Regions from separate parts of the Homo sapiens genome. Here region 2 is linked to region 1. The links are chromatin loops, found by intact Hi-C in ENCODE. Cell type or tissue: endothelial cell of umbilical vein. All regions are shown on one strand. Each heading gives the region's core, and the rest is flanking DNA. Links, peaks and the distances in the headings are about the cores only. Region 1 overlaps HRH1 (histamine receptor H1). Region 2 overlaps ATG7 (autophagy related 7).

Evidence for each region. Peaks named below come from ENCODE experiments on the same cell type or tissue, not always from the same donor. Only the 100,000 strongest peaks of a DNase experiment are listed, where the experiment ranks them.
Region 2: it touches region 1 in a loop (6-fold over the local background); 3 of 110 quality-filtered maps call a loop at or near these places.

The regions. Positions count from the first base shown.
Region 1 is chr3:11,194,127-11,206,693 of GRCh38, forward strand. The region is part of intron 1 of HRH1 (histamine receptor H1); the gene reads left to right. LOC102723663 (a long non-coding RNA gene) reads right to left here. Exons shown (of 4, transcript XR_001740596.2): 3 at 867-1,078. Among named protein-coding and RNA genes, the nearest start is that of HRH1, 46 kb to the left of the region's middle. In endothelial cell of umbilical vein, for the core only: no CTCF peak of the experiment used is centred there; DNase peaks (open chromatin) are centred at 3,645, 6,665, 7,315 and 7,705; H3K27ac peaks cover 6,695 bases.
Region 2 is chr3:11,283,434-11,296,000 of GRCh38, forward strand. All of the region lies in intron 3 of ATG7 (autophagy related 7), which reads left to right. It also overlaps the pseudogene RPL13AP27. Among named protein-coding and RNA genes, the nearest start is that of ATG7, 17 kb to the left of the region's middle. RefSeq lists silencers at 3,194-3,326, 6,604-6,653 and enhancers at 5,145-6,344, 7,849-7,978. In endothelial cell of umbilical vein, for the core only: no CTCF peak of the experiment used is centred there; DNase peaks (open chromatin) are centred at 4,898 and 5,768; H3K27ac peaks cover 4,084 bases.

The DNA.
Region 1 (12,567 bases), core at 2,872-10,871:
CCAGACCTGGGGCCTTTATGAGATGCTTGTATGAAGGACACCTGTTTTTTCTAGAAGAGAGAGAGGATACTTTCTTATTAAGGGTAGTACAGTGTAGTTGAAGAGTCAGAGAACTCAAAGCAAACAGACCTAGGGCACCTTCTGACTGTATGCATTTGAGCAAGTTTTTTCATTCCTGCAAGCCTAGCTTTTTCAACAGTGAAATAGGAATAACAATTCCCACCCTGTCTGTTGTGAGGATTAGAGATAATAAAGGCACTCATTAAACAGTGGTGTCACCTCAGGCTCCCACCCCGTCTCAGACTCTGCGCCAGACACTTACCCACGCTTCATCTCAATGTTACATAAATTTCACCTTTTGCCTCCTTCATATACCAACTGTACTATTATTTACTTAATAACTTTTAAAGTCAGCTCACAGCAGGGCATGTTGGCTCACGCCTGTAATCCCAGCACTTTGGGAGGCTGAGGTGGGTCAGGAGTTCGAGACCACCCTGGCCAACATGGCGAAACCCCGTCTGTACTAAAAATACAAACAATTAGCTGGACATGGTGGCGTGCACCTGTAATCCCAGCTACTTGGGAGGCCAAGGAAGGAGAATTGCTTGAACCCAGAAGGCAGAGGTTGCAGTGAGCTGAGATTGTGTCATTGCACTCCAGCTGGGGCGACAGAGCGCGACTCTGTCTCAAAAAATAAATAAATGAATAAAGTCAGCTCAGTTTTTAATTTAAGCCTCATCCTGAGCATTAAAAGCTGTGAAATTGCCAGTTTGATATTTTTTTTCTAATACGCCTTAAAATTGATGCATAATCCTTAAAACAACAGCTTCTTTGTGAGATACCGAAAACATCATCACTGTGCTTACCAATGTTTCTATGCATACCACACTTTGGGGTGCTCTAGATTCCCCAGAGACATCCTGGAAAGAGGAGCACTACCCCCTTCTTAGAGACACTGAAATGGGTTTCCCCATCAATATCACACATCCAGCCGAAACCTTTGAGAGTGCAGTTTGGCATCCCTCCAGGACATTTTCCTTTTAAGCAGTATCTCTCAGATTCTGAATCCTCTTGTTACCTGTAACCAAGAGGAGCAAAACATCGTCAAAAGTGGTTCCTTGGAAAACAGGCAGCTTCTGCAAAGTTGTTTTCCTTTTGAAAAGATTCAGTTTCCTCTTAGACCCTTGTAAATCAAACTCAAACTGCCAACGTGAGGAGAAACCATAAACAGCTGTGCCTGGGGCTAGGTGGACAGTCCCAGCTGCTGGCCTTGAAAGCCAACTGTGCTTCCAGCTGGCACCACATTGAGGCATATCTGCCATGTGGTTCCTCAATCCCCCACCACTGGAAGTTCCCTCCACTTCAGCGTACAGAGTGGGAATGACCTGGTGTGGCTGTGCTGAAGCTCGAGGGTCTACGTGTATTCAGCAGAACCAAGTGACTCTCATGACAGTATTGGATGAAATGAGCTATCTGGATAATCTCTTCCTGGTGTCCTGCTTCTTGCCCTTTTGAAAGCCTCAATTCAGGTGCGTTATCCAGGACTCTCTGGGTTGCCAGGGACATAAACCACCTCAAGGAGCTCCTCATAGGGATACAAAGCCGTCCCAAAGAAATCAAGGCAGAGCTGCAGATGAGCTTCAGGAAGGGCTGGAACCAGGGGCTGAAATGTGCAGACCACCCCCCATCCCATGCTTGTCCCCACCCCAAACACGCTGTCTCTCTTCCAGTTACTTCCTGTGTGTCTGATTCATTCTGTTCTTAGCAGACTGTCTGTCACTGTTTCCAGCATCCTGTGGCAGAAAGCAGCCAGCAACAGCTTTCGAGTTTTATGCCCCCCAGGAAGAGACTAAAATGCTTTCTGTCTCAAGCCTAGCTCCACCCTCCCAGGGAAGGGACTCCGCACTCTGGCCCCGCCAAGTCCATTCTCTTTCCTGCAGCCAGAGTGATCTCTTCAAAATGTAAATCTGGCTGTATTCCCTCCTCCCTCTTAAAGCTCCTCGGTGCCCCTGGTGTTCTTAGGCTGGAGGCAGAACTCTCCACACGATCTTGCATGATCCAGCCTCTGCCTAAGTCTCCAGCCTCATCCCTCCCTGGCCCTGCGCAGCAGCCTCACTGCAGTTGCCCGGCTCCTCAGCCGGGGCTTTGCTTGTGCCATTCCTTCATCCTGGAGCACCCTTTCCTCCCTCTTCAGCCTCCCTAAGCAGGTCACATCCCCATCTTACAGACATTCCTCACATTTGCCACAAACACACTGTTACATTTGTCCGTGTGATTCCTTGATTTTTTTTTTCTTTTGAGACAGCTTTGCTCTTGTAGCCCAGGCTGGAGTGCAGTGGCGTGATCTTGGCTCACTGCAACCTCTGCCTCCCAGGTTCAAGCAATTCTCCTTGATTTTTACTCATCTACTCCTCTTCAACTGCTCACTCCATTATGATAGGGACATGCCTGTTTACTCACCTAGCACATGGGAGTTGCCCTATACTGATGGTGAAACTTAATGCTTGCGCCCTTTGTTGAGTCATCTCTCAGAGCCCTTCAGCCCATATAAAATATTTGAGAAGCTGCCCTTTTGGAAACTGTGTATGATGCTGTCACAGGGTATTATATCCCCAGTCATATGTAGCTGTTCAGCTAAAGTGTGATCCATGGACTAGCAGCATCAGGATCACCTGGCAGCTTGTTAAAAATGCAGAATCTCGTCCGGGCACGGTAGCTCACGCCTGTAATCCCAGCACTTTGGGAGGCCGAGGTGGTCAGATCACGAGGTCGGGAGATCGAGACCATCCTGGCTAACATGGTGAAACCCCGTCTCTACTAAAAATACAAAAAAAAAAAAAAAAAAAAAATTAGCTGGGCATGGTGGTGGGCGCCTGTAGTCCCAGCTACTCAGGAGGCTGAGGCAGGAGAGTGGCGTGAACTCAGGAGGCGGAGCTTGTAGTGAGCTGAGATCGCGCCACTGCACTCTAGCCTGGGCTACAGAGCGAGACTCCATCTCAAAAAAAAAAAAAAAAGCAGAATCTCAGGCTGGCCCAGCCATATTCAACTGGAATCTGAAATATAACAAGATCCCCCGGTGATTCATGAGCATGTTAAATCTGAGCAGCATTGGGTTAGGAGACCCTTTTTTATGTTCCTATAACTTCCCTTGATTTCTTTCGATTTATAATTGCTTCTTTGTGTTTGACTTCTCTCCTGGGCTGTGAGCTTCCTGAGGGCTGGCACCCTGGATGTTTTGCCCAACTTTATAACTTCAGTGCCTGGTACAGGGCCTGGCATCTATAGGCAAAGATATTTCTTCCCCTAAAATTATCCCCCAGAAAAGGGGCCATACGGAGCCTTTTATATTGTAGGATGCTCTATAAATTACTTTGTTTTGAACAAAAGGTACTGTCTGGGAAAGGCACATTAATCTGAAAATGACCTCAGTGCCAATTTGGATGTTTATAGTGGCCACTCAATGAATTCAATAAAAAGTAGATAAAGTAATGCAATCCAATTTAGTAATCATTTCTGGAAAGTATGACTTCACAATTGTAATCACTGGTCATCGCTGTAAACATGCCTTTTAAAGACCATCTTTTAAAAGTATTACAGTAAATGATTACATTCTGGGGTCAGGACATACATCCATAAAACTAATTGAAGGAAAAAAACAGCTCATTGCAGGCTCCTCTGCTGTCTACACTGTTTGTAACCCTCCAGCATTAACTCTTGGGAACTGAGGAAAGACCACATTTGGCAGGTCTGTGATTGGGAATTCCTGCTCTGCCTTTTATTAGCTGGTAATTGGAGGTGTGTCTCTCAACTCCAATCTCATTCCCTGCCTGGGAAATGCGGAGGCTGCGCTCGACTCTGCTTGTTGTTCGGCATCATTTATTCTACTGTTTAGCTGAAGCCTCAGTTGCCTGGTTCTCCCTGGGCCCTCATTACTCGCCAGTACCCTCAGTCATCTACCTCCTTTCACTAGCTTTAGCATGGGGGTAGTGGAAGCTTCAGGCTCCGCATCTGCAAGGCTGTGAGGTTCTAACAGCTGCAGTTTGCTGTTTGCATCCTCATGTGTCCTGTCCTGGGACATCCCCTACCTTGCCCGCCGAGGAGTTCAGGCCCACGGTGCCTGCTCATTCCCCTGAGTGTCTGCCCTTCCCCACAAAGTCACATCCAAACCAGCTTCCATCCCCCATCCCCCCACATTCCAATTCCCGACGCTCTTAACATTCTCTCCCTCTGATCTGTATCATTTCCATTTTTCCTGCTGCCAGGATTTTATTTAACGAAGGGACAAGATGACAGTAGCAAATGAATGACTGAGAGACCCAGCTCTTATTATTATAATAATCGCTGCTGTTCATTGAATGTCTGTTTTTGCCTGGTTTCTGGATTAGAGGTGCAGGTAAATGGTAGTGCCATTCTCTGAGATGGAAAAAGGAGAGTGAGGACTTCCTGTCAAAATGCCTGACAGAGACTGGGCACGGTAGTTCACTCCCATAATCCCAGTGCTTTGGGAGACCAAGGCAGGAGGATCGCTTGAGCCCAGGAGTTCGAGGTTACAGTGAGCTATGATTGCATCACTGCACTCCAGCCTGAGTGACAGAGTGAGACCCTATCTGAAAAAAAAAAAAAAAATGGGCGGACTGTTTGAGCTGATAATCTTCATAATAACCATAAGAAGATAATTACAATAGTTAAGAATGTACACTGTGGTGAAAACTTCATAGATGTGAACTTTTTTGAACCCCACACCACCCTGTGTATTGTAAACTCTCTCTCTCTTTATACACACACACACACACACACACACATTTTTTTTTTTTTGAGACAGAGTCTCACTCCATCAGTCAGGCTGGAGTGCAGTGACACTATCTCAGTTCATTGCAGCCTCTGCCCCCCAGGTTCAAGCAACTCTCATACCTCATCCTCCCAAGTTGCTAGAATTACAGGTGCATTCCACCACATGTGGCTAATTTTTATATTTTTAGCAGAGGGTTTCACCGTGTTGGCCAGGCTGGTCTTGAACTCCTGGAGGCTGGTCTTGAACTCCTGGACTCAGCCTCCCAAAGTGCTGGGATTACAAGCTTGTAATCTCTATATTATAGGTGAAATAGTTCAGGGATAGAGAGGTTAAGCAGCTTGCCTGTGGTTGTATTTTCCATTAGTGGTGACCCCAGGATTTGAGCAACTCTCCTTAGAGTCTAGTGCTTACTTATGAAGCACACTGCCAGTCCCGGGAGCTGCCTTATTTGCCCTCACCTCAGGGCCTTTTCGCATGCTGTTCCCTCTGCCTGCAGTGTCCCACTATCTCCTTGCCTGGCTAATGCCCATTCTCCCCTCAGGCCCTGATTTTGACAATGCCTCCTCCAGGAAGCCTTTCCTGCACACATCCTTCCTGTCCTGGGCAGTGAGCTGCCTCCCCAGTGCTCTCACAGTCCCCACTTCCCTGCTGCAACACCTGTCCTGCATGTTGTAATTGCCTGCCTGCCTATCTGTTCCCCTCCTAGGCAGAGGACTGTGCCTCTCTGGCCCCTCCTAGTCCTCCCAGCACCTGGCCCAGAGCCCAGCACACATTAGGGACCCAGGCATATTTGTCGCCTGCTGTTGATGGATCTAAGAGCATGCTTGGCTGAAGAGATGTACAGTTGACCACGTTGCTGGCTCCATTTCAGGTGCTCCCCAGATGAGGAACCTGAGAAATGGTCATTTGGGTTGGTTCATATGATAGTCACAGTTGGCAGCCATTCCCCTGCCTCCTGGTTAATAGAAGCTTCATCTTGTTCAGGTAACTACCCTTCAGAGAAGGTGACCCCATTCTCAGCTCAGCCCATCATGGGAAACCTAATCCTGTTGCTGGTGATTTGTTCAGTAGTGGACATGACACATGTGGGAGGTTGGTGAGGCTGGGGTCCAGGTGCCTCTAGAAAAATTCTCCTTGATCTTAAGAAAGAGATGCAGAGAGAAAGATCCTTGGATATTGTTGTGTCTGGGTGTGACCTCCGGGGCTGTGGCAGCCATCTTGCAACCAGGAGGCAATCTGGTTTGAGGACACGACTGACAGATGCAGAGAATGGCAGAACCAAAGATGGAAAGGATAGGAGTCCCTGATGATGTCTTTAAGGTGTGAAACTAACCAGCCCTGGAGCTGCCCTAACTTGGGACTTCTCATTAGAGGGAGTATACATTTCCTTATTACATAAGCCAAGTGAGTTGGGGTTTTCTGTTACTCACAGCCTAGATCATCCTAATGACTACTCTATGCCATAGAGAGACCATATGGTCTGTGACTGTTTGGAGAATACAGCAGGGACATGGGCTCAGCTCTGCCGTTGAAGAGCCTGGGACATCCTTTGTGCACAGCTTGGATGCCACTTCTCCACAAAGCTTCCTAGAGGCCAGGCCAGGAAATCATTCCTCCCTCCTCTGTCTAGCTTCTCCATGATCCAGGCATTCATCTCTTCCTGCAGCTTGTGAGCTCTCCAAGAGCAGGAACTATGTGCTGTTCATTTCTGCATCCCCACACTTATACCTCGCACAGAGTAGAAACTTGAAAACTGATTAGGGAATACATGGAAGGGTGAGGAAATTAATATTAATATATGACCATTACCTAACCCTTACGCAGAAAGTCATTTCCCCTGATCATTCCATTTGGCTTACAAATGAGTAAGGCATTTCCCTGCTCTGGGGCTCAGCTCCTTCATCTGGGAAATGGGAAGGCTGGACTAGATCACCAGCTCAAAAAAACTCCATGACTTAATATCATTTTATAGTAATGGCCTACTATGTGCAGAGCTGTGAAATAGAGGAAAAGATTAGACATATCCCCTTCCATTAAGATGCTGAGGGTCTAGAGTAGAATTCTTTGTTTTTTAAGGGGGAATAGATCCCTTTGAGGGCCTCTCCTCAGAAAGATGCCCCTGCCCTCAAAATGCTGTGTGCAGTTTTCGGGGATCTATCAGTGGATTCGCTAGAGAAAGGTATCCAGAGGCCCGCTGCTGCTTACTGGCCCTGTCCAAACTGGAGCTCAAACAGAGGAAACATGCCATCTTTCTCAGAGGATCCCCTCAGTCTAGAAGGGGAAGCAGAGTGCACATAAACCAATTGCCCTACGGCCAGAGAGGGGCTGACAGAGGCAAGCCTCTGATGTGCAGGAGAAGGATTTGACTTGCCCTGCTTGTATGGAAGTTTGCCAGGTGCTCAGATGGAGGAAGCCCTTTCATAGGCAAAGGGGACAGCATGTGCACAAGCTCCAAAGTCTGAAAGGGCACGGGGTATTATGGGATGGTGAGTAATGGTGCAACCAGAGCAAAGCAGAGAGACTAGACTTGGGGGACGGTAGAGGGCAGTGGGAGGGGCAGAGAAAGACATGAGGGAGAGGAGCTAAGAGGAAGTCACTGTGTCCTGGATGCTTTGGGGTGTGTGCCTAACAGTGGGGATCAGAGTGAGGGAAACCTCTGCAGAGGTTCATAAGGACCTGAGGTTAAACATGGGGTTCCAAGAAACAGGCTGAAAAAACAGCATATCCTTAGACTAGTCGGAGAAGGGCTGTCTGAAAATTCCAGGTGTCACCAGGGCTGTTGCCACACCCTCAAGGGGGACATGCCCAGGAAGAAAGCTAGCCTGTCTGGGCCTTGCCAAGTGCCTGCTGAGTTGCTCACAGGAAGCATGTCCAGCTGGGAAAAATAAAAGCGGGGACCTTGCCCCTCTCTGTGAAGTCCAGGCTATTGTTAACTTTTCCGAGAAGTTAAAGGAAATCATTTGTCTGCCGCCCAGGCCTGTGGCAGTGTTGGGCAGTCTCTTGTTTTGCCAAATTGCCTGGGCTGGCTGTCTCCACATACTCCCCCCTCACCGGGGCAGGCACCAGGACTGAAGAGCTGGAGGTCTTGGGGTAATTCAGAGGTGGGGAAAATGGATTCTTCCTTAATACATACGGTTGAGTTTTGCGGTAGATAAAATTATTTCTAATTTCTAATAAAAGGAAAGATTAAAAGGAAACTTTGAGGCTGGCCGCTGTAGCTCACGCCTGTAATCCCAACACTTTGGGAGGCCAAGGGGGGCAGATCATGTGAGGTCAGGAGTTCATGACCAGCCTGGCCAACATGGCGAAACCCTGTCTCTACTAAAAATACAAAAATTGGCCCGGTGTGGTGGTGAGCGCCTTGTAATCCCAGCTACTCGGGAGGCTGAGGCAGGAGAATCACTTGAACCCAAGAGGCAGAGGTTGCAGTGAGCCAAGATCACACCACTGCACTCCAGCCTGGGTGACAGAGCAAGACTCCATCTCAATAAATAAATAAATAAATAAATAAATAAATAATTAATTAAAAATAAAGGGAACCTTTGTTTGGGAGCCACTTTAACTAGATGATTTCTAAGACTTCTTCCAGCTTTTAGCATCCTGACCCTATGTGGTATTGACCTCCTGGCCCCCACCCTCCTCCATCCCCTAGCCAAGATGTTTTGTTTTGTTTTAACGAAGACTTTATTTTTCTTCAAGCAGTCTTAGGGTCACAGCAAAATTCTGCTGAAGATATAGAGATTTACATGTACCCTCTGTCCTCACATATGCACAGTCCCCTGCACTGTCAACATCCCCACAGAGTGGTGCATTTGTTACCACGGATGAGCCTACATGACACATCATTGTCACCCAGAGCCACAGTTTCCATGAGGGCTCCCTCTTGATGTTGCACTTTCTGTGGGTTTGGACAAATGGATAATATGTATCCATCATTCTAATACCGTGCATTTTTTACTCTCCTAAAAATCATCTGTGATCTGCCTATTCATCCCTTCCCCTGCCCAAATCCTGCTAACCATTGATCTTTTTACTGTTTCCAAAGTTTTGCCTTTTCCAGGACGTCATACAGTTGGAACCATATAGTACGTAGCGTTTTCAGATGGGCTTCTTTCACTTAATAGTATGCATGTCAGTTTCCTCCATCTCTCCCCATGGCTTGATAGCTTATTTATTTTTAACATTGAATAGTATCTCATTATCTGGATGAACCATAGTTTACCCATTCACTTACCAAAGGACATCTTACTTGCCTCCAAGCTTTGGCAATTATAAATAAAAATAAAGCTGCTTTAAACACTCGTGCAGATTTTTGTGTAGACACAAGTTTTCAAGTCTTGGGTAAACACCAAGGAGTATAATTGCTGCATGGTATGGTAAGAGTATATTTAGTTTTGTGAGAAACGGCCAAACTGTCTTCCAAAATGGCTGTACCATTTTGCCTTCTGGCTTCTCAATTAATTATTTCTTTCAAGGAGCATGCCTTTGGTATTGTATCTAAAAAGTCATTGCCAACCCAAGGTCATCCAGGTTTTCTCCTGTGTTATCTTCTAGGAGTTTTATAATTTTGGTTTTATGCTTAGGCTTATGGTCCATTTTGAGTTACTTTGTCTGAAGGGTGTAAGGTCTGTATCTAGATGTACTTTTTTGCATGTGGATGTCCAGTTGTTCCAGCACCATTTGCTGAAAAGAATTTTTCTCCATTGTATTGACTTTGCCCTTTTGTCAAAAACAACTTGACTGTATTTATGTCGATTTATCTCTGGATTCTGGATTCTGTTCCATTACTCTGTTTATTGTTTCACCAATACCATATTAATTACTGTAGCTTTATAGTAAGTCTTAAAGTTGGGTAGTGTCAGTCTGCCAACTTTGCTCTTCTCCCTCAATATTGTGTTGGTTATTCTGGGTCTTTTGCTCTCCATATAAACTTCATAATCAGTTTGCTTATATCCACAAAATAACTTGCTGGAATTTTGATTGGGGTTGCATTAAATCTATAAATCAAGTTGGTAAAAACTGACATCTAGACAATATTGGGGGTTCCTATCCATGAACATGCTGTCCTTTAAGCTACCTATATGCCTGCTTCTAACTTTTCCTTAATTGAAAGGAATGGGAGAATAGGTATCTCATTCGTCAAACACCTACTGTGTGCCAAAAATCATTTAATGATTTCACAGCACCATAAGGATGAGATTATGGCTCCCACTTGACATTCGCTGAGGCTCAGTGGGATGTTCATATCCATCCATTAAACAGACATGAATGGGACCTACTATGTGATAAGCCCTGAACCAGGAGCTGGAGATGCAACAGAGAACACAATAGAAGTGTTCTCTGCACTCATGGAGCTTACTGTCTGTGGGAGAGAGAGGGACACATATTAAATAATCCCATAGATAAATGATGTTAGGAGAGTTTATTCTGGGGCTAGGGAAGGCTTCCTGGAGACAGTGCTGTTTGAGCTGAGATTGGAAGGATGAGTAGGTACTAACCAGGGGTCAGGTGTTCCAAGCAGAGGGAATAGCACTTGAAAAGCTCACAAGACAGGAAGGAGCTTAGAGCCTTCCCAGGACTCAGAAGTGTGTATGGCCAGAGCATGGAAGGGAGGATGAAATAAGCTGACGCTCACTGAATCACCGAAGGGGAAGGCCGGGATCAGCTCTGCACAACCTTGTAGGCCTCAAAAAGGGAGGGCATGGAGAAAGAGAACAAACTACGTGTTAGGTGCTTTACCAGGTGCTAACACACACGCGATCACCTTTGATCCCTGCAGCTACCCCATAGTAAATGTTATCACCATCTCCAATTTACAAATGAGAAAACAGAGGCTCAGAAAGGGTCAGTCCTCCACTGGTCAGAGGCAGAGGCAGGCTTCCCAAAGCTTGATTCCAAATCCCATGGTCTCCTCAGTTCAGGAGCCTGGATGTACCAGGTGCAGTCCCCGCTGGGTAGCGCCTGGCCCCTCCTTTCCCAGATGCGAGGTTTCCTGCAGGGAGAGCCCAACCAGGCTCCCTCCAGCCCCACGTTTTTGGCTTCTGGCCTGTCTCTGTGGCATCCTTGCTTGAAATCAGAGAGAGAAACGTGGGGTCTGGTAATTGTATTCCATTAAGCCTAATTAAGATGCAAATTTGCACAGTTAATGAAGAAGGCAATTTGGAAGCAATTTCGCCAGTGACACAGGACTCTCATCAGCGCGGCTGTTCTTGGTAGGTAGGTCTGAGGAGATGGGAATGTATGCACTGCCACCCACCAGGCTGCATCTGGCCAGTCTCCAGGGAGAAATTCTTCCTTCTGGAGAAGGACAACCCACCCTAAATAGAACGCATTGTACGGAAACTGCTTGCATCATGTGATCCCCTGTGTGTAGATCATCCAGCTCTGGACCCCTGGAGTCCCACCTGTAGGCTCTGCCCTGCCCTGGCCTCTTGATAGGGGCAGGAGGGCCTGAAGCAGTTCTCTGGAAACAGACTGCCTGGGTTCAAATCCCAGCTCCACCACTCACTAGCTGTATGTCCTTGGGCAAGTTTTTTAACTTCTCTGGGCCTCAGTTTACTCCTCTCTGAACTGGGATAACAACATCAACTGAGAAAGGCTGCCATGAGGCTGAAATTGAATTATGCATGGGAAGTACTCAGCAAGCGCATGGCACATGAATGATGTACATTTTCATGAGCTCTCCCAGCACCCCATGTTTCGCATGGGCAAGAGCTCTGTTCCCCAGCCCCCAGGTTCACAGGTTTTCTTTTTTTTTTTTTTTGAGACAGTCTCGTTCTGTTGCCCAGGCTGGAGTGCAGCGGCACTATCTCGGCTCACTGTAACCTCCGCCTCCCAGATTCAAGTGATTCTTCTGCCTCAGCCTCTTGAGTAGCTGGGACTACAGGCATGCGCCACCACACCCAGTTAATTTTTGTATTTTTAGTAGAGATGGGGTTTCACCATATTGGCCAAGCTGGTCTTGAACTCCTGACCTCGTGATCCGCCCGCCGCGGCCTCCCAAAGTGCTGAGATTACAGGCGTGAGCCACCGCGCCTGGCCCACAGGTTTTCTTTTGCTGCTATCAGATGGCTGCCATTTGGGGCTGGACCTTCCCCAGGCCCTGGATGTCTGAGGTCTGTCTGGCTTGAAGCTGGGGCACACCCGGCAGCTGGGCTCTTGCATGGATTGCCACCTGGTGGTTGGCTGTTTTCACATCTTTGTTTTTTTGTTTTGAGACAGGGTCTTGCTCTGTCACCCAGGCTGGAGTGCAATGGTGCAATCTCGGCCCACTGCAACTTCTGCCTCCCAGGTTCAAGTGATTCTCCTGCCTCAGCCTCCCGAGGAGTAGCCGGGACTACAGGCACACGCCAACACGCCTGGCTAATTTTTATATTTTTAGTAGAGACAGAGTTTCGCCATCTTGGCCAGGCTGGTCTGGAACTCCTGACCTCAGGTGATCTGCCTGCTTCGGCCTTCCGAAGTGCTGGGATTACAGGCGTGAGCCACCACGCCAAGCGTGTTTTCACATCTTTGTATACCAAAGTTGGCCTGCTGGCCTGGACTTCCTCCCAGCACTTGACTCCACTTCACTGGCCCTCCACTTCAGTGGCCAGTGTTGTTTCTAAGTGAGTTACTTAACTGACGTCATTGTTATTATAGCTAAGATTTGTGGACTGTTCACTGTGCCAGGTGCTTTACCTATAATTATGTAATTTCATCCTTACAGCAATTTATAGATGCAGGGACCAAGGCGCAGAAAGGAAGAGTGACTTGCCAGGGTCATACAGCTGGCA
Region 2 (12,567 bases), core at 1,298-9,297, 88 kb after region 1:
TTCTAGAGTAGTTATACCTGTCCTTATCTTACACCTGAGTAAATCCAGGTGCAGGGGGGTGAAGGAACCTGCCCTAACCTGCCCTAGGCTTCTCAGCCAATAGGAGGTGGAGGTGGAATCCACACTCGGGTTCATCTGTATAAAGACCTGATTCCTGACTGCATTACATTACCTCTCCTTTTAGCATCCTTTCCCTGAACCATTAAAAACTCTCCTGCTTGTGGTGGACATGGTGGCTCACGCCTAGTAATCCTAGCACTTTGGGAGGCCAAGGCAGGTGGATCACCTGGGGTCAGGAGTTTGAGACCAGCCTGGCCAACAAAGCAAAACCCTACTAAAAATACAAATATTAGCTGGGCATGGTGGCGCATGCCTGTAATCCCAGCTATGTGGGAGGCCAAGGCAGGAGAATCGCTTGAACCCGGTAGACGGAGGTTGCAGTGAGCCGAGATCACGCCATTGCACTCCAGCCTGGACGACAGAACGAGACTCTGTCTCAAAGAAAAACAAACCAAAAAAACTCCCCTGCTCTCCTAAAGCAAACAGACAAAAAACTAAAACACACAGAAAAATCAGAGTGTGATAATTTTTAGCATTGTCAGGCTGGTTTATGGAAACTAGAGGCCTGTGTGTCTAGCTTCCCCTAAAGACAGGTTCTTTTTGTTTTTGTTTTTTTCTCTCCCTCTGTTTTTTATTTTCTACAATTACTTCTTCACTTTAAAGTGAATTACTTCTTCATTTAAAAAATCCTGTATTTCTTCATTAAAAAATATCCTACACTTCTTCATTTTAAAAAATCCTATACTGGCTTGATTATTTGCTGTGTCCAATCCTAGAGGGAGAATGGTTGGGCGGTCTCACTCCAGGAAGCACTCCTGCTTCAATTAATTCTATAAGCAGCCAAGCCAAAATAATTCCATCCTTAGCTTCTTTAGTCACAAAATGCCAGAAAACTTTATGGAAATGATTTCTCATTTAGGCTACTTATTTAGAGTAATGAATTGCTTTTTACCAAAGCTAAATTTAAGTAGGTCATCTGTTAACTGTTGGATGAATAAATGAAGGTTCTCTTCGTAGGACTGGTATGGTTTAAAGATAGGGGTTTTGTTCTACTTTTTTATTTTATTTTATTTTTTGAGACGGGGTCTTGCTCTGTTGCCCAGGCTGGAATACAGTGGTGCAGTCATGGCTCACTGCAGCTTGGATTGCCTGGGCTCAGGCGATCCTCCTGTCTCAGCCTCCTGAGTAGTCGGGACCACAGGCGTGCACCACCACTCCATAATAATTTTTTAAAATTATTTGTGGAGATGATATCTTACTATGTTGCCTAGAGTGGTCTTGTCTGGGCTCAAGTGATCATCCTGCTTTGGCCTCCCAAAGTGCTAGGATTACAAGTGTGAGCCACTGTGCCTGGCCTTTTTTTTTTTTTTTGAGACGGAGTCTTGCTCTGTCGCCCAGGCTGGAGTGCAGGTGCGCAATCTTGGCTCACTGCAAGCTCCGCCTCCCGGGTTCACGCCATTCTCCTGCCTCAGCCTCCCAAGTAGTTGGGACTATAGGCGCCCGCCACCATGCCCAGCTAATTTTTTTTTTGTATTTTCAGTAGAGACGGGGTTTCACCGTGTTAGCCAGGATGGTCTTGATCTCCTGACCTCATGATTTGCCCACCTCGGCCTCCCAGAGTGCTAGGATTACAGGTGTGAGCCACCTTTTTTTTTTTTTTTTTTTTAAAAGCCCGGCCTTTTTTTTTTTTTTAAATTCCTTCCTGTGACAGATTCTCACCCTGTCACGCAGGCTGGAGTTCAGTGGCACAATCACGGCTCACTGCAGACTCGACCTCCTGGGTTCAAGTGATCCTCCCACCTCCCACCTCAGCCTCCCAAGTAGCTGGGACTACAGGTGCCTGGCAATTTTTTTTTATTTTTTGTAGAGATGGGGGCCCACCGTGTTGCCCAGGCTGGTCTTGAACTCCTGGGCTCAAGCAGTCCTCCTTCAGCCTCCCAAAGTGTGGGGATTACAGGTGTGAGCCACTGCACCCAGCCCTATTTTACTTCTTTATTCATGGATAACATACATAAAGTGCACTGATAGCAAATGTTTAGCTTGTGGCTTTTTACATAGGTATATGCCTTGTAACCACCACCCAGCTCAAGATACAGAATATTTCCATCTCCCCAGGAGCCTTCCTCGTGGCCTTCTCAAGTCAGTAGCTCCACCTCACCCTGTAATCACCATTCTAACTTCTGTCAGGTTGATTGGTTTTGCCTGTTGAACAACGTATAAAGCTGTGTGTGACACACAGCTTTTATCTTAATAGTAAGATAAAATTATTCTTACTATTTTATTTTGGAACAGTTTCAAACTTACAGAAATTCTACAAGAATAAGACAGATACCTTCTATTTATCCATCTCCCAGAGACTCCCATTCAGTTTTTGTCCCAATAATGTCCTTTTATAGTGGAGCATCATCCCAGGATCACACGTGGTCCCCAGCTGTCACGTCTTTGTGGTCTCTTTCAGTCTGGGACAGCTCCTTGTCTCCCTTTGACTTTTAAGACCATGGCACTTCTGAAGACTATAATCCTGGTCATTTTGTAGAATGTTTTTCAACTTGGGTTTATCTGATGTTTCCTCCCATGAGATCCAGGTTGTGTATTTTCATCCAAACACCACAGATGCTGTGTTCTTTCCATGGCATTCTATCAGATAGCACACAGTGTCTGTTTGTCACGTTGCTGCTGGTGTTAACTTTAATCTCTTCATTAAAATGCTATATTAATGACCAGATATTGTCACTAGTAGCTACCAGAATGCTTTCAGAAAGAAACATTTATTCTTGACTACTTTCATATGCAGTTGCATAAGGTTTTATTTGCACTGATTTGTGCATGCATGTTTCCTGCCCGCTAAGGTCTTAGTCCTGAAAAAACAATAATAGGTTTAGGGACCTAAGTTATATGGCATATCGTCGTATGTTCTTCATGATTCCTTACTCCATATTCTGTGGTAATTGGCTTCTGGGGTTTGTTCTCATAGTCATAGAAGTTTGGGTTATTTCTTGCTTTTGTTTCTTTTCGGGAGGATATCTATAGAAAGTTCCTTGTTTTTGTTTTGTGTTTTTTTTTTTGTCTTTTCTTTTCTTTCTTTCTTTCTTTTTTTTTTTTTTTTTTTTTTTTTGAGACAGGGTCTGGCTCGATCACCTGGGCTGGAGTGCAGTGGTGCCATCTTGCCACCTTGGCTTACTGCAGCCTTAATCTCCCAGGCTTAAGCGATCCTCCACCTGAGTCTCCCAAGTAGCTGGGAACACAGGCGCATGCCACCGCCATGCCCAGCTAACTTTTTAAATATTTTTGGTAGAGACGGAATGTTGCCCATGTTGCCCAGGCTGGTCTCAAACTCCTGAGCTCAAGCTATCCTCCCGCCTCAGACCCCCAAAGTGCTGGGATTGCAGGTGTGAGCCACCGCACCCAACCTTTTTTTATTATTATTATTATTTTATTTTTAAATTAATTTTTTCTAGAAATGGTGTTCTGCTATGTTGCCCAGGCTGGTCATGAACTCCTGCCCCCAAGCAGTCCTCCTGCCTCAGCCTTCCGAAGTGCTGGGATGCAGGTGTGAGCCACTGTGCCTGGCTGATAAAAGGTTTCTAAAATTCATCCTAGTAATGTTTGAGAGCCACTCACAAGGGATTAGGGACATTGAAAGGAATATGAGCCAGGATCTGTATTTGTAGAGTTTACAATCAAGTTTGGTGGAGGCAAACAGGTAAGCAAAGAGTTGAAAAACAATACCAAATGTCTAGGTGGCTTAGAGCCAGGAGTGATTAAATATAGCTGCCAGGGGAGGAGTATGAGGGGAGTGAAGACAGGCGAGGCACCTCTGAGAAGGCTTTCCTGAGCAGGTCACCTCTGAGCTGCTCTGTGAATGCCAGGCAGTCACAGAAGCAAGGTGAGGGAGAACAGGGAACACTTTTCAGACAGAGGGGCTGTGAGTTCTAGGCCATGGGGGCCTGAGAGCGGCTGCTAAGGAGCATCAAGTCAGAGGTGAGGAGTGACAGGGCCGTGGGGTAGAACTAGAAAAGTCGGAAGGCAGCAGCGGCGGTCTGGGAGAAAGCATAAGGAAACCATCAGAGGTGTAGTCATATGCCTGCTTAAGATGTAGAATGCTGCTGATGCAGTCTTTCCGGAACGTTATGAGCCTTAATAAATATCAAATGAGCTTCGTCTTGGCTTAATGATGCTGAGAGATGTGTGAATGTTTTGAGTAGACTGTATTTACCAGTTCATAAAGAAGTATTTGCAGCATTACAAGGTGCCTATTGCAGGCCAGCAGATGTGGCCTTAGAATCTGGCCTTCGCCCTCAGCGCCCTCACTGATCTTTACTGCCCTTTAAAAAGATTATGCCAAAAATATCAGTCTTCCTCAAAACAAAATATACTATTGGCACCTTCAAAGAATCAAAAGATAACAGGTTTGGAAGATCATTTAGTCCAGGAGTCAGCAAACTATAGCCTGTGGATCAAGTCCTGCCCGAGGCCTTTTTTTGTGCAGTCCAGGAGCTAAGAATGGTTTTTGCATTTTTTTAAGGGTTGTAAAAAAAATAAAATACACAGCAGACTGTTTGAGGCCTGCAGTGCCTTAAAATATTTACTATCTGGCCTTCTTCAGGAAAAGCTTGCCAGACCCTGGTCTTGTCTGACTGCCTGATACAGCAATCCTTTGTGCAGTATTACGTGGCAAATAATCATCCAATATATGCTTGAACACTTCTGCTAATGGAGAACTCATTATCTCTCTGATCTATTTCCTGTTTGGACAATTCAAGCTATTAGTAATTTTTAAACTGCTGAAATTTATCTTACTATATAGCATCCATCCATTGGCCCTTTGTGCGAAAAGAGAGCTATTATTTCATTTCAACCTTTACTGAGCTCTTAATATGATCCAGGCACTGTGCTCAGTCCTGAAGAAAGATGAGTAAGACATGGTGCTTGTTTCAAGGATCTCCCAGCTATGATTTCTTGGAACCAAAGCAGTTGAGCTGCTAGTCTTTTATCTCTCTCTTTGTCTTCTTGCCATTGGGTTAGGACTTTTTTCTTTAATTATTTTAGTTATTTCTGTATTGTTTTATATACATAATACAAACTTTAAGAGGCAAAAAAGGTCATGCAGTGAAAATAAGTCTCCCCACACTCCTCTCTCCTCACCTCCTAGCAGCTTTCTTGGGAGGCAACCGCCACTGCACATTTCCTGTGGGGATTTGATCTTAAAAAACAAAAGATTTAGATCCATGTGGACAGAAACTTTTGGTAAGTACTCATTCAGTGACATTTTCTGAGCTCCTACTTGTGCTGAGTGTGACTGAGTTTTATTTTCATTAAAGTCTGAAATTTGCACCAAGTTTGGGTGGTAGACACAGCCCCGGGGGATTGTATTGGTTAACCACACACGCTGCTATTTCAGTTTAATCTTGACTGAACTTCTTGGCTACTGCAGGCTTTCTTACACCACTAGAGTTCTTGCTCATTACAGTGTTGAATCCCTATCAAAACCTTTCCTGTTTAATTGGCAGTGACACAATCCCATCTTGTGTAACTCAGGATGTTTCACATCCTGAAATAGTTTGAAATAAAATTGAAACACACTTACATTGATGCCTATGTTAATTTCTTTCCTTGACTGTGTCTGAATATAATGTTGAAGTGTGATAGAAACAATCCTTTATCTTTCTAAGCTAAGCAGAGGCCGAAGTTTCACTTGCACTGTCCAGGGTTATACAGGCAAGCCTTACTTTTTCAGGAAGTAGGTAATGTTTGGATTTAGATTAGTGACACATGAATAACTCTGTCTATGACTCACTTCCCCCCAAATTCCCCTCCGACCATTACTTCTTAAATCTTCCCTTCCAGCTTAAGCGCTGTAGTGATGTTACATAGACGTGTATGTTCCTAAGTGATACCTTTACCATAGATTGTCCTGTTTAGGTATTTCCAGAAGATTCCTCATCATGCTGATGTTGCTTAAGACTTTTCTGTTTTCAGCCTGTCATGGAACGGTTTCAGCAGCTCAACATCAACTATATCCTCTTATGAAATAGGCCCTTGGATTCTGTTCAGAATTTCCCTAAGGCCAAATAAGTCAGAAAATATTTGAAGGATGTGCCTCTTATGCAAATTACTTTTGTGCAATCATGGATCACTGCAGCCTCAACCTCCTGGTGGGCTCGAGCTATCTTCCTACCTCAGCTTCCCGAGTTGTTGGGACTACCGATGCGCCCTGCAATGCCCGGCAAATTTTAAAACTTTTTTTGTAGAAATGGGGTCTCACCATGTTGCCCAGGCTCGTCTCAAACTCCTGGGCTCAAGCGATCCTCCTGCCTCAGCCTCCCAAAGAGTTAGGATTATGGGCATGGACCACTGCACTGGGCCTTTTTTTTCTCTCTCTGTAAAAGTAGTTTATTTGTTCTGTTTACAAAGTACAGGGAAGGAATAAGGGCAATACCTGGAACCCCTTTGGTCGCACATCTTCCCAGTCTATGCTTCTATAAATAACGTTTGTACAACAGCAAACTCATATTGTCCCCATGTGTTTTCTCACATCCTGGTAGCTGCAGTCTATAGTATAGACCGGGTAGGAAATAGATGCCTGATTCACAGGGTAGGGCTCCCCTCCAATTAGTGTTCCAGCTCACTTTTGCTAATATTGAAACAGAAGTAACTAGTTGTTCTTAAAAACTCTCTCATGAACAAGTAGGTCATAAGCAAATTATGTCTGCACAACTCCTAGAATTGTTTCAAATAACTTTATAGAAAGGCAGTGACTAAGGCCCTTTCCTCTTTCCCATCTTTCTAAGTCCTAGGCTGCCTTCATTCAGCACCTGGACTGCCGCCTGGGTCCCCCACATCCCAGCGCGGTGATGGAGGAGGGGCAGGCCAGGCCAAGCATGAGGAATAAGCTGTCTTTACTGGGCTCAGACCAGGAGCCCATGGTCTTGAGGAACTCTGTATTTATCAGTTTTCTTCTCCACGTTCTCTTCCACCTGTTTCTGCAGCCTCATGGCCTGTTTTTACTTTTGGTAGTGGATCTTGGCCTTCTCCTTCCTCTTCTCCTCCAGGTAGCTGTCACTGCCTGGTACTTCCAGCCAACCTCATGAACCAGCCACCCCCAGGTAGGCAGACTTTATTTTAGGCTTCAGACGCACAACCTTGAAGGCACCAGGAACCACTATCTGCAATTAATATACAAAATGTCTGTTATCTTCTTTTTTTTTGAGATAGAGTTTCACCCTTGTCGCCCAGGCTGGAGTGCAATGGTGCGATCTCAGCTCACTGCAACCTCTGCCTCCCGGGTTCAAGCAGTTCTCCTGCCTCAGCCTCCTGAGTAGCTGGGATTATAGGCATGCACCACCATGCCCGGCTAATTTTTGTATTTTTAGTGGAGACGGGGTTTCGCCATGTTGGTCAGGCTGGTCTTGACCTCCTTACCAAGTGATCCACCCACCTCAGCCTCCAAAGTGCTGGGATTACAGGCGTGAGTCACTTCACCCGGCCATGTCTGTTATCTTTTAAGTAGTCATCCTTAGTCGCTTTTACCCAGCTACCGAAGTGCTGTAGAATAGAGTTTTCTTTTTTGTCTTTGTGATTCTCTGGCACTGGTAAAATTCCATCTTGATGTCCTTAGCAGGTCATCAAAATTATGATGAAAACAAGTTACATTTGTCCTTGAAGAGAAAGTTGTGGATGACTGACATATGTAGGGACTTGATGATCTGTCACACAGAGGATTTTAGATGAAATCCTTTTGTACCACTGTCTGCAACTGTGTTGATTTCCTTCCACATTGGATGATAGCTCTGGCCAGGGCCTTTTTGTTTTGACTGTTGGAGAGGAGGTTAGCTTGTGAATAATTGGTTATTTTTTAGCATGTGTGAGGCTGATGGGCAGTAGAAAGTTCCTGAAAAGAAGTTTCTTCCTTCAAGGCAGTGTAATATAGTGACGAGAACAGGGGCTTTGAAGCTAGCAGACCCGGGTTATCATCTCAGCTCTACCACTTCCTGTGTGACTCTGGGCAAGTTACTTAAGCTCCCAGTGTCTCAGTTTTCTCTTCAGTAAAGTAGGCATAATCTTACCACTGGGGTTGTCAAGGGAATAACATGTAAACTGTTTAGTGTAGTGCTTGGTACAGAATGAGCATTTAATAAGAACAGTTACTAATATGACATTACTACTGCTGTTATTTAAATAGTTTTTAACAGTATTATCAAAACAGCAAGCACAGTTCATGGTGGTAAATGCCCTAATGGAAGTGTTCATCTGTCACCATTGAGAAGGGAACTGTTAATATCCACTGACTGTTACTGACAGCTTCATAAGGACCTTGTGAGATGAGAAGTACTTTTCCTGGTAGAGAGGGGAAAGGTTTCCTAGGAACATCAGCCATGCAGAAGATCAGGAAACTAGCAGGCTAAGGCTGCAGCACCTTATTCTCTGTGTAGTAAGGCCAGTAAGCTTTCGTTTGTTTGTTTAAACAAGGGAGCCACCTGTGCAGATCATTCCTGGTGGCAGTTTGTCACCTTGTTTGGAGGAGATGGGCCAAAGGCAGTGACCCGTGAGTATATCACTGCAAGAGCCGAGGTGTGAGATGATGGAGCCTGGCACGTAGCAGTGGGAATGGAGAGAAGGCAGGCAGACCTAGACAGGAAGCATGAAGTTGCATGAGGAGCATGGGCTTCAGAGTGGCGTGAATCTGGAAGCTGAATCCTGGTTCCCCTACTTTCCTAGCTGTATAGCCTTGTGTGAATTTATTTTTTTCTTTCTTTCTTTCTTTTTTTTTTTTTTTTGGAGACAGAGTCTCGCTCTGTTGCCCAGGCTGGAGTGCAGTGGCACGATCTCCATCTTGGCTCACTGCAACCTCCGCCTCCTGGGTTCAAACAATTCTCCTGCGTCAGCCTCCCAAATAGCTGGGATTACAGGCGTGCACCACCACACCTGGGTAATTTTTGTATTTTTAGTAGAGATGGGGTTTCACCATGTTTGTCAGGCTGGTCTCGAGCTCTTGACCTCAGGTGATCTGCCCGCCTTGGCCTCCCAAAGTGCTAGGATTACAGGCGTGAGCCACCACACCCAGCCTCCTTGTGTGAATTTCTTACTTCTTGGAACCTCAGTTTCTTCCTCTATAAAATTGGAGCTATTCCTTAGGGCTTCTGAGAGAATTGAATTCCCACCACACCCAGCCTCCTTGTGTGAATTTCTTACTTCTTGGAACCTCAGTTTCTTCCTCTATAAAATTGGAGCTATTCCTTAGGGCTTCTGAGAGAATTGAATTCACACCACACCCAGCCTCCTTGTGTGAATTTCTTACTTCTTGGAACCTCAGTTTCTTCCTCTATAAAATTGGAGCTATTCCTTAGGGCTTCTGAGAGAATTGAATTCAATTGAACAACCCTTGCTGCTGTGCCTAGTTTTGGTCTGTGTTCAGTAACTGTTAACCTTCATCTCATTCCAGAGGACTGTTTAAGGTTGAGCTTCTAGGAATTAGTGCTTTATTGCGTTGAGAGAGAGAAAAATTGAAGATGACTTTGAAATTTCTTCCTTGAATTAAGGTGATACTATTAAGCAAACTAGGAAATACAGAGAAAGGGGCAGAATTTAGGGAAAATATATGTTGAATTTTGGATTTGTTGAATTTGAGATTCTGAGGAATCTAAGTCCTGGCTTTAAAGGACACTTAAATATATGTTTAGAGGTTAGAGCTAGAAGTACAGTCCTGAGATTCATTGGCATACAGACAGAACTTGTTGTAGAAAGTGAATGATTTGGCCGGGTGTGGTGGCTCACGCCTGTAATCCCAGCACTTTAGGAGGCCAAGGCGAGCAGATTGCTTGAGGTCAGGAGTTTGAGACCAGCCTGTCTAACATGGTGAAACCCCATCTCTCCCAAAAATATAAAAAATTAGCCGGGTGCGGTGGTGCATGCCTGTAATCCCAGCTACTCAAGAGGCTGAGGCAGGAGAATCACTTGAACCCGGGAGGTGAAAGTTGAAGTGAGCCGAGATCGTGCCACTACACTCCAGCCTGGATGACAGAATGAGACTCTGTCTCAAAAAAAAAAAAAAAAAGAAAGAAAGTGAATGACTGGCCGGGCGGGGTGGCTCACATCTGTAATCCCAGCACTTTGGTACATCAAGGCAGGCGGATCACTTGAGGTCAGGAGTTTGAGACTAGCCTGACCAATGTAGCGAAACCTGTCTCTACTAAAAAATACAAAACATTAGGGCCAGGCATGGTGGCTCACGCCTGTAATCCCAGCTACTTGGGAGTCTGAGGCAGGAGAATCACGTGAACCCAGGAGGCAGAGGTTTCAGTGAGCCGAGATCATGCCACTGCACTCCAGCCTGGGCAACAGAGCAAGACTCCGTATCGAGAGAAAAAAAAAAACATTAGCCGGGCATGGTGACACACACCTGTAGTCCCAGCTACTTGGGAGGCTGAGGCAGGAGAATCGCTTGAACCTGGGAGGCCGAGGTTGCTGTGAGCTGAAATTGCACCATTGCACTCCAGCCTGGGCGACAGAGCAGGACTCCGTCTCAAAAAAAAAAAAAAAAAGAAAAAGAAAGAAAGAAAATGAATGACTGAGGAGAGGGCTGAGCATGGAAGCCTTCAAAAACCAACAGTAGAAGAAAACGCTAGCTGCATTGTAGAGGAAAAGAGGGAAAGGGAGAGATTAGAGGCCCAGGAAACAACAGGAGGCTGTGAGAGTGTTTCTACACGTGTGCCTCAAATCCTCAAATCACCTGTTTTCTTTTTATTTTATTTTATTTTTTTTTGAAATGGAGTTTTGCTCTTGTTGCCCAGGCTGGAGTGCAACTGCAACCTCCGCCTCCCAGGTTCAAGAGATTCTCGTGCCTCAGCCTCCCAAGTAGCTGGGATTACAGGTGCACTCCACTACACCCGGCTAATTTTTTTTTATTTTTAGTAGAGATGGGGGTTTCACCATATTGGCTAGGCTGGTCCTGAACTCCTAACCTCAGGCGATCCCCCGCTTTGGCCTCCCAAAGTACTAGGATTACAGGCGTGAGCCACTGAGCCTGGCCAAATCACCTGTTTTCCATTGGGCAAAATTATAAAAATTCTTTCAAACAATTAAAAGCCAAAAAATATTTAATAGGAGTTGAGGGTGCATTCAAATACATTTGAGGTGATTTTGAGGTGGGGCCTCCAAAAATAAGTGCCAGTGACCTAGGCTTCAAAATAGCACCAAACCTACAGCAGCATCACCTGAGGCACTAGGCAAACTCCAGACTCCTGGCCTCCATCACTATCCCTTCTCTTATCGAATCTTCTTTCCTCCACAGGAAGTGGGAGTGAGACCCAGGCATCCTCATTTTTTAATAAGTGCTCAAAGGCCGGGAGCAGTGGCTCACACTTGTAATCTCAGCACTTTAGGAGGCCTGGGTGGGCAGATCACATGGTCAGGAGTTCGAGACCAGCCTGGCCAACATAGTGAAACCACATCTCTCCTAAAAAACAAAAATTAGCCGGGCATGGTGGTGCACACCTGTAGTCCCAGCTACTCAGGAGGCTTAGGCAGGAGAATTGCTTGAACCAAGGAGGTGGAGGTTGCAGTGAGCCGAGACTGTGGCACTGCACTCCAGCCTCGGCAACAGAGCAAGACTCTGTCTCAGAGAAAAAAATAAATAAATATGTGCTCAAGATGGTGAATGTTGGAAAACGCTTGGTCAGGCGCTATCTGGGGATGTGATGCTGCAAGCCACACTGAGGCAGTGGGGAATTTTAGGGACAGTGATGTGTTGTCTTTTGTGATCAATGAAGCTTATCAATTATATAGAAAAATAATTATTATAATTCCCACCTCATTCCTTCTGTTTGCTTTTCAGTTTTTTTAAGACCTTGTTGTGAGTCTTTCATTCATTCAAAATTGGATTTCTGTTGCCAAAACATCTTTTTAAATGTGGAAAGCATATTCAGCCTGTTGAAAAACAACAACAAACCACCCATTAGGAATCCAGTGGCAGACTAACCTGCCCCACTGGAACTTGCTACGGACACAGTCAGTTACTCCCCTCTGGTGATTCTGCCTTTTATAGCCTGTTCTCTTTTAAGCAATCTACAATGAAATTGCATTTTAGAAAGCCACCACCGCACTCCTTTTAAACATTAAATACAATGTTTAAATGACCAGTCATTTTCTTTGATTCCTAGTGTCCATTCATCATTACTCTTCTCAAAGTTTTTTTACTGCTTAGAGTTGGTAGATATATGTACTGTCCTGGTGTTCCAACTACAGCTTTCTTTGTTTTACTGGTTCTATTTCTTTCTTTCTTTTCTTTCTTTCTTTCTTTTTTTTTTTTTTTGAGATGGAGTTTCGCTCTTGTTGCCCAGGCTGGAGTGCAATGGCACAATCTCGGTTCACTGCAACCTCTGTCTCCTGCAGTTCTCCTGCCTCAGCCTCCCAAGTAGCTGGGATTACAGGCATGTGCCACCACACCCAGCTAATTTTGTATTTTTGGTAGAGACGGGGTTTCACCATTTTGGTCAGGCTGGTCTCAAA